Regions from separate parts of the Homo sapiens genome. Here region 2 is linked to region 1. A link is a loop called in an ENCODE intact Hi-C map of the cell type or tissue named here. Cell type or tissue: heart right ventricle. All regions are shown on one strand.

What was found. Hi-C counts contacts between places; a loop is a spot of excess contacts. Peaks named below come from ENCODE experiments on the same cell type or tissue, not always from the same donor. Only the 100,000 strongest peaks of a DNase experiment are listed, where the experiment ranks them.
Region 2: a loop joins it to region 1, with 5 times the contacts of the local background. A loop is called at or near these places in 1 of 110 quality-filtered maps.

The regions. Positions count from the first base shown.
Region 1 is chr7:136,824,504-136,829,503 of GRCh38, reverse strand. No RefSeq gene overlaps it. Among named protein-coding and RNA genes, the nearest start is that of CHRM2, 42 kb to the left of the region's middle. In heart right ventricle, no CTCF peak of the experiment used is centred here; no DNase peak of the experiment used is centred here.
Region 2 is chr7:136,934,843-136,939,842 of GRCh38, reverse strand. The region is part of intron 2 of CHRM2 (cholinergic receptor muscarinic 2); the gene reads right to left. The region is part of intron 2 of LOC349160 (a long non-coding RNA gene); the gene reads left to right. It also overlaps the pseudogene KRT8P51. Among named protein-coding and RNA genes, the nearest start is that of MIR490, 34 kb to the right of the region's middle. RefSeq lists an enhancer at 3,638-3,807. In heart right ventricle, no CTCF peak of the experiment used is centred here; no DNase peak of the experiment used is centred here; H3K27ac peaks cover 3,479 bases.

The DNA of each region.
Region 1 (5,000 bases):
ACCCTTCAGATCTTGGATTAAGGATCTCTTTTTTTTTGCTTTCACACCTCTTGATAGAACAAATCCTTCACTTACAGGCTCTTGTATATCATAGACCACTCCTTCATAACCCTAGTCACAGTTGCAATTGTGCATTTCTTTGTATGGTTATTTGTTAATATTTGTCTCTTCTACCAAACAGTAAGATCTGTTGTTAAGTACTACACTTTAACTTAACCAGTGCCCAGCACAGGCTCTGAGGCAGAGTAGGCACTCGATAAATAATTGTTCAATAAATGATAAGTCTCTTACGTATCTGAAGCATCTGAATTGTCCTACCACTTGCTCACAGAAGGGGGAAGGAGCGCTTCCCTTTCCATCAAATGTGTTGGCGGGCAAAACATTCTAATTATAAACACTTTATGGGAAAATGCTTTAAAGGAGGAACTCTGAGATCTCACAATAAGCAGCAGAAATGTGGCTGTTCCCGTAGGTGCCCCCTCTGTGTAACCCCCACCACAGGAGCATCTCGAGCTACCATGCCATGCAGTGTGAAGTCTTGTGGCTCCCTCAACAGGTACTTTTACTCATTGGATAAAGAAAGAGGGATTTCAGACATGCCTATTGTGCGAGCTAAGCAAGACTCTGTCTCTCTTTATTTATTTATTTATTTTTGGTTATTAATTTAAAGAAGTTAAAACCCATTTTGCGATTTGCTGTTTATCAGGCAAATGATTATTTAAGGCAATTCCCAGTGGGACTTGCTTTACATTTTGAGGACATTCCAGTTCAGTGATGGCAGATGGAACTCATAGTTAAAATTTTTAGAAGAGAGACAATGAAATGGGTTCCAGAGAGATAATAAGGCTGCGGTTTCACAGGCAGAAAAAAAACCCTAGAAAAATTGCTATTTGGAACTAAAACCTGTACTCAGGGAATTGAGAGAGGGGAGACTGCAAGAAGGATGTTAACTCTTTGTTAGTCTGGGTTATGAAGTGTGACTTATGATGGACCTAACTCACTGAGAATGGGAATCCTCTTATGTTGATTTAATTTCTTGCAGCATCCAATATTGTCTTTAGTGAGCTGGGGAAAAAAGAGAGAAAACCCAATTCCTTCTTGCACTCAGAACAGACCTTCAGTGTGGATATGATATTTATTATTTGCCTCTCTGTGATACTGTGACTGGACATTAGTTGCCCTAAATACAGAAAAAACTAACTGGTCCTTCATTAAAAGGATGCCAGATGTGAATGAGTTTATAGAAAAAATTTTAGGCAACAAGTGTTCCCCTAAGTTCATAAACAACACCCCACAGATACGTAAAGCTCAGCTCATTATGCATGAGTCATGTTGACTAATTTATATAAGGCTTGATAGTTAAATGGATTATAAAGAGCCCATGATTGAGAATTTATCTTAAATAACTTTTCTTTTAAAATAAAAATGATATTTATGCACACATCCCATGTTCATGTTTAAAAAGAAGGTAGAATAAACATTACTAACCTGTAATCACACCATCAAGAGGTAATGCCTGCCCCTCCCTCTTTTAGTAGTTATAATCCAAAATAACAATTATGAACATTGGCTCTTTTTATTTATTATATCTTAAAAATTTCCTCATATCATTAATGATTCTTCCTAAATAAAAATAGGATTGGGTGTACAATATACATCAACTGGCTGTTCGATATAAGAAATAGGATTCGAATATCTAGGAGATTTCTAGTTATAGTCCAATGTATATGCTGGGTGGGAACTGAGTAAGGTGACCTAACAAAACCTTGTAGTTTCTCTATTCTATCATATGCCAGGCTCAAAAGCTGAATATATGAATATACGGTCGCAGATGCAGTTTAAATAAAGTGGCAAACATATTAAATGGTAAGAATTCATCTTACCAAAGACCCTATCCTCTATTGGAATGTTTACCAAGGATTTCCTTTAGAGAAATGTGAAGTGAACTTCCTCCACTTTGGATGTGATTTTAATGGGTGCTACCAAATGGCCATTGCCGCCAGATTGCTCCAGCATTCTTCTCTATGATTTTATTTGAAATTCTCAGCCTTTACATAGATGTATTGAATTAATCATTGCCTGTTCCAGGAAGTCCTCTGTTACAAATGCAAATATTAATACCACATTATACAGATGAAGCATTGAACTTATGTTTTGGTTAATGACCATATTGTCACATAAGTCCTTGAAGGGATGGGAATCACAGGAATGATAAATTTTAATTGGGTCCAGAGGGTAGGATAAAAGATATGGAGGTGAAATTCATAACCAAGAGTATTAGGCTGTTCTTGCATTGCTATTTTAGGTGTTCTAACATACCTGGGGCCAGGTAATTTATAAGAAAAAAGGTTTAATTGGATCATGGTTCTGCAGGCTGTACAGGAAGCATGGCACCAGCATTCTACTCAGTTTTGAGTGAGGGCTTCAGGAAGCTTACAGTCATGCTGAAAGGTTAGGGAGGAGCAAGCATCTCACATGGCAGGAGTGGGAACTAGAGAGAAAGCGAGTGGGGTACGGGGATGCCACACACTTTTAAGCAACCAGTTCTTTTGAGTACTCACCCACTTCCATAAAGACAGCACCAAGTCATGAGGGATCCACCCCCATGATCCAAACACCTCCCACCAGGCCCTACCTCCAGCATTGAGGATTACAATTCAACATAAGATTTGGGTGGGGACAAATATCCAAACTAAACCACCAAGTTATGAATCATGGAACACTCACCGAAAAGACTGGGCCAGTGAAGTGGGGATCATTTTGTTGTCCTTTAAGGACTGACATGTGGGATTTGTAGAGCCAGAGGAGCAGGTACAGTGTGAAGAGAAGGCATAGGCAGGAGGACATGGGCATAGCAGCTGCTTGATGTTTGCTGGAAGTGGGGAACTCTAGGAATTATGAAGTATTCAAGTTTAATAAACTCAAGGCCAAGATATTTTTTAATTTTACTTATTTATTTTTAATCTGCTAGCAAGATGGATAACAGTTATGATTACTGGCATGTTAAACAGCTGACACTACCTGGCTCTTTGGTCTTGTTGAGTATTTGGATTATCTAAGCTAACTTCATGTTGTTAGTTTATTCAATGGAAGAGAAAATGCTGAAAGAAATGATAGATAAACAATCAACTACCTCAGGATGCTTCCACACAGCCCCCATTGTGTGTCTTCTTGTTTGTAAGAGCAGACAGGTTCTTACAAAGTATTACAATTCTGCATAATATATTCTCCTAACATAAATCTTTACGGAAAAGGATAAATGCTGTTTAACCATCATTTACTAAAAACAGTTTTAAAAATTAGCTAAGCATATTCCCACACCAACAACTTAAGGAGTAAAAATGGCATTTACAAAACAAAACAAACCAAAACAACAAAAACACAGCTTTCTCATGCACAGATTGGGAAAATGTAGAAGATGGATATTATATTATGGATATTATATTTATCATAATATATATAATATATTATATTTATCATAATATATATAATATATTATATTATGATATATATTATATATATTATGATATATATATTATTGATATATAATATATATTATATATCACATAATATAATATATATATTATATTATATTATAATACCATTATATATTATATTATATATTATATTATAATATCATTATATATTATATTATAATATCATTATATATTATATTATATATTATATTATAATATCATTATATATTATATTATATATTATATTATAATATCATTATATATTATATTATGATAAATATACGTTAGTAGATCTACATGTGTGAGCACATAGTTTATTAGAATAAACATTGGTTTATGTTTCCCTCTTTTCCAGTCCTATAAAAATCTTATCCAGGAGGTAACTTCTATCAGATTTGTTAAGGAAACGGAACCAGCCAGCTGCAAAGCCTCCTATGGCTTGCCTTAAGCTTTAAAACTAAGGACAGTCTGATAATTATCTTTCAATACTTACATCCAGTGCTTTGCTGGTAAATGTTTCACAGTTAGTTCTCTCAGGAGGGAGAAGGGAGCCCTGATTTGTAGCATTTACTAATTTCTATGGTGTAAATAATCCCAATATGGCCAATTTCAAGCTACCAACATAATAACAATTGGCTTTCAAAATTCCTGAAAATTTAACAGTTGTCCCTCCTGAGCTATTATGACCTCGCTCCAGCATACACCTGCTTTTTTGCAGCTCATATATGAGAGGTATTTATATCTTATTAGCAAATATTCAGAAATAAAAATCTATTTTTCCATCTCCCTTCTGCCGCCGCATGAGTCAAAAGCCAATCTCCAAGTGCAGTGGCAGAATAAGCACCAGCGGGCAGGTAGCTGGTCACCTTCCTTCTTTCTTTATCCCCGTATGCTTCGAATTTTTCTGAATTATGATTCCACCTGGGTTGAGGAGGTCAAGAACCAGAATCACTTAAGAAAAATGTAGCTTATGCTTTCTAACATGTATAGATGAAAAGATTGAATGTAGATAAGCTTTAAGTTGCATCCCAGCATTGAGTTCTTATAACAGCAATTCTCAACTTTAGACGTATATTGAAATCAGGTGGGAAATTTTTAAAAAATATCCAAGACCATTTCCAATCTCCAGAGATTCTGATTTCGCTGAGCTGGGGTGGGGCCTGGGCATCAGTATACTTTAACAGCTCCCTAGGTAATGCATCCAGTTTATAGGTAATGATAGTTATGTTTCTAGATAGACGTCAATGAGCAGAAGCAAATGTGTGGAGAGGCATTTGAGGGTAAAGGGTTAAAGGTGTATATGTATGTTTTCAAAACATATTTATGTTATTATATGGAAACACCTAATAAAATTAAATGGTGATATTTTGACAAATTGATGTAAAAGAAACCAGGTTAAAATAAGGTTTTTTTTTTTTTTCTAAAATATGTATTCATTTGGGAATGGGAAAGGGGGATTGTAATTCAGTATGCACAGAGTGGCACACCACAAGTGCACCTGGAGAGGGCAAGGTAAAGGAATGC
Region 2 (5,000 bases), 110 kb before region 1:
TTCACAATATTTAATTTTCATTACAAGCATACTTGCTCCTGTGAAGCTTCATCAAATGTCCATTTTTATGTACTGAAATGTGTGCTTTATTCTATCCACTCTATTAGCTTTGTGACTTTTCCTTAATTTATTTAATTTTCATAAAGCTCTGTCTCTTCACTTGAAAAACAGAGTAAGTCCCACTATACTTATTTTAATTATTTTTTGTTAGAGCCAAATTAAAGAACATCTAAAATTATTAACTTGACATCCCAACCCAGAATCTTATTGTAAAGAGGAAAGTAATAACATATACATAGAATGCTAACATATAAAAAGTCCTTTTGTGTATTTTTTTTAATTCTTTACTCTTTGCAACCACCCATTAGTTGGGCAGAGTAAATAATATTATCCTTACTTTGCAGAAAAAGAAACACTGACGCTTAAGAGGTTAATTTCCCAAATCCCAAAAGGGGCATTAGAACTGGAACTTGAGCTCAAGTCTGTTAATCTCAAGTGCATATTACTGCTGTTAAAACCAGTAAAGCCCTGAATGAAATTTCAAGTTAAATAGCTCCACACCTGTGTAAGCCTAGGAAAGGAGACATAAAATAGTAATTATTTCCAAATCAAAACAAAACTACTTCTCTTAGAGGGAAAAGAGGTGATTGATATTACCTTGGAAGGAGCATCTGTGGCAGTTTCCCTTCTGCTACTGCTTCCTCATGGGGACAAGTAGGTTGATGTCTGCATGGCCCAGTGGAACAGAAATTAGCACATAACTTCTGAATGAAGTTATGAAAGGAGACTAGCAAAGGTTTCCTACACTAAAGTAATCTCTAGTTATCCTGCCTCTTAGAATTGGAATTATATTAATGTTTGATGGCTACACAAGCACTCTTTTTTTTTTTTTTTTTTTTTTTTTTTTTTTTTTTTTTTTTTTTTTTTGGCAGAGCTAGCTGAAGTTTTATTTTGGACCAAAAAAAAAGCAACTTTGTAGCTGGAGGCATCGGCAAGGGGGGTCCCCAGGTAGTAAACTCCCCTGCGGGTGGGCTGAGGGCTAGGGCTGAGCTTCAGGTGGGTCTCCTGTTCCCAGTGCTACACTGCATGGCGGCCTCCCTCCCAGGCTCTGGGGCAGCGCAGGAGGGGTACAGTCCTACAAGGTGTCCACCTCTGGCCCCTGGGCCTTCAGCAGCCGCTCCTGCACGAGTGGGCCCTGTGCCCGCATGAGCTCCTCGAGCTTCTCCCGAGTGGACAGCAGCAGCTTTCGGGGTGGCCTGGGCAGCGGCTATGGTGGGGCCAGCGGCATGGGAGGGATCACTGCAGTCACGGTCAATCAACCAGAGCCTGCTGAGCCCCCTTATCCTAGAGGTGAACCCCAACATCCAGGCCGTGCGCATCCAGGGGAAGGAGCAGATCAAGACCCTCAACAAGAAGTTTGCCTCCTTCATAGACAAGGTACGGTTCCTGGAGCAGCAGAACAAGATGCTGGAGACCAAGTGGAGCCTCCTGCAGCAGCAGACGACGACTCGGAGCAACATGGACAACATGTTCGAGAGCTACATCAACAACCTTAGGCGGCAGCTGAAGCACTCTTCTTTTAAAAGTTTCTGAAGCCATTAGCTAAAGATTCAGTAACAAAGGTACCCTGAGTGAGAAGTAACCTGCTGTGCGATGGACTCTTCCAGAAGAGTGGGCAGAGATAGTATTCAGATCCTGACAAGAAGAGGAGACAAGTGCCAGGTCACATAACTTCATCTCCCCTAGCTGACCAATTCCCAACTCCAGAAATGCCTGCCCTCTCTCATACACCATTACGTTCAGTGATTCAGTTACTTTCAGAGTCCTGTCTGTGCCAGTGTGGTTGCGCTTGCTATCAGCAAAGCCATCAGGCTTCATTGCTCTTTTTTTCTGATACAAACCCTCAATTAGGACCAACCACAGGAGACCCTCTTCCACTAACTCATGCAAAAAATGTCATCATGGACTGTGTGTTTGGTGGTGAAAGAAAATTTGAGTTCTGTTTCCCCTTTCTAAGTGATATGTAATGGTCACGTTCGGTGTCAAAAGCGTGGAAATCTCAAGATGTGATTCTCTATTTTTTTCAAATCTATCTCATATATTTATGTCAATCACAAGAAAATTCTTTATATTTCTCCAGTTGGATAAGTGCACAAGGCTTATTTTCTCATCAACTTACTTGAAAACCTAATTATACTGAACCAGATGTTGTGTTTAACACCAGTAGATGTGACAAGCAGTCGGTTTTTTACAGTGACACAAATATCAATTCAAACTGCTCTGACTCTACTGTGGGAGCTGGATTCTAATGTGATTACAGTCATTGCCTCATATCTTATTTTTAGTTAAATAAAAAAGGGCGATCAAGTGTTGAATGTGCTATAATATACTGAATCTACATGCAATATAGATCTGAGAAAAATAATTAATATTCAAAAAAAACTGAGGAAAAAATAATTTGCATATTAGAATCATTAAATTCTGAAATTAATTCTTACATTCAGTTTGACTTCTTGTTTAAATATAATAATTAGAGTGAGGAAAAAGGAATTTTTGTCAGAGCCCAAATTCTAACTTTGGCTGTTATTCTAACTGTCCTGAACCTGTGTGTTTAAGTCACCAGGAAGGATAACTTAATTTATGCGGCTATTGAAAGCGATGTCATTCTTCCTGTAGATCCCTGAGTAAATCAGAAAAATTATTGAAAACTACCTATTTTTATTCCAGTCAAATTCTCTGTCTTTGGGGCTAGAGACACTCAGATATATTAGTATTCAGCATGTAATGAAGTACAATGTACTCCTAGTTTAAATCACTTTGCTTATAAGAAACTCTATTCATGTTGACTAGTTTGATACAAATGGTTTGATCTTAAGATTTGAAGGCATGGATGACCTTGGTCTGTCTAAAATTCAGCAGATTATTGGAGAACAATAACACAAAGTCTCCAGCTATATCGAGACATCTTAATTTAGAGTCTTTTCAACTAGTGAAGAAAGCAAGTAGAAACATAGAAGGGTAATATAGAAGAAAATTCTAAATGTATTAGAACCTATTAAAATGTTGAAAATATTTGAAAATTATAATTGATTTTGTTTCTGATTACAAAGTAGCACAAGGTAATTAAAGAAAATTTAGAAAATTGGGAGAAGCAAAAACAAAGAAAATGATACTTGTACTTAAGGTCTGTATTACTTTAGTTCTTTATTTCTAAGCATATACAAAACTCAGACAGAGACATGTACATGCACACAGACTCAAACATGGAGTTGGATCTTAAACAATTTATCTGTGACTGATCTGTGATCTGCTGTGATGGATTTATAGTTTCAATCATGTCATTCATTTTAAGACAATTTTTACATTAGTCATTTAACAGACCATTTAGGTGTCTATTAGTCATCTATTCTACCTAGCTACAGTACAATGTGTTGTGACGTTTGTAGTTTTTACCCTTTGTTCCTGAATTTGGGAAATTCAGAGATCAAGGGGAATTTAAAATATTCCTTTTGCTCCATGTGTCTTGATTTGAGTATTTATATATTTTAATCTAAAGTATATCAGAGGCAAAGGCTTTATCCAGACCAGTAACATTAGCGGTGAACCACTTGCTTGATGTTAGGAGAGAACATGGCATTGGAAAACTACATTATTTCATGTATGTTGGTACTTTAGACAATTATTTTGTATCTTGTGCTAGAGTGATGATGAAAAATATCTCCGCTACCCAAACATAGATTGGGTAGATTCAAGTTTTTGAATCTTAAAAATAAATTTTAACAAGAGTTCCAAATGAGATAATCAGTGTGAAGCTGCAATATACATTTAAATTAAACACCACTTTCCCAAAGGTAGAGGAAGGGTTATATCATTGGTAAGGCAGTGACAATGGGAGGAACTGTAGTGTATTTTTAATGTAAGTATCACTGACAGTTAATGGTAGAGGTTCTGACTTTGGTGTAAGTTTTTTCTGTTTTCTCAGGAAAGAAAAGATTTCCAGAGGACTAAGGTTTAGGTGAAAAGGAAATGAGTTGTTCCCTGTTCTAACCTAGACAAGTCTCTCATATTCTCAGAGGATGGGAACACTTCCATGAATACCTGTAACAATCCTAATGGAGTAATGATCCTTTTAAATAAAAATAACAATAGATGTTATGAGTTTAAAGAAGTCTCCGTGCCTCCAGTGTAATTTAACTCAATAAAAATAAGAGAGAATTGCAGAGTGGGGCCACTTAATCAAACAGTATGTTCCAAAACAGCTCCCAATGGAAACAGCTGCTCCCAGCGAGGACAATTTCGAGTTCAAGACAATTTGTAAATATCAGTTCCTGCTGTTGAACGTTTCCTCTTTATTCTTGTTTAAACTTCATCATTAGATTTTTAGTTGTCTAGTCGTACCTACCATTTTAATGAAATCCAGCTTGATTTCAAACGATCGTCTAATCTACTGTTTTGCCTGGGGTACTGTGTACTCACCCAAATTCTGGTACCTTATCTGACCCCTGCCTTACCTGACTTCTTTCATAATTGATGCCGCATGCTTTATATAAGAAAATAATTTTCCATATATGTACAGGTATGTTTCTGAGGCCTCTATTTTATTCTTTTCACCAATGTGTTTACCCCCCTGAACAGGAGTACAGTGCATTAATTAGTGTAACTTCATGGTGAGTCTTAATATATGGTAGAGCAAAAATCTGCAATTTCCCTGGCTCTTCTTATATTTAAATTTTAGACTTTGTTTATTTTAATCAGAATTGCACTGAATCTAAAGTACAACTAAAGAACAATTGATATCTTTAAAATACCATTTCCTTAACCTTGAATGCATCCTCATTTTCATTTATTTAGGTCTTCATTAATGCATCTTACAGTTTTATAATTTTTCCTATTTATGTCTTGCATATTTACTATTTATAGTTTATTGATAATCTTTGATAAGATAACAAATAATGTCCTCTTTGCAATTACATTTTTTTTTTTGGTTATTTTCAGGGCAT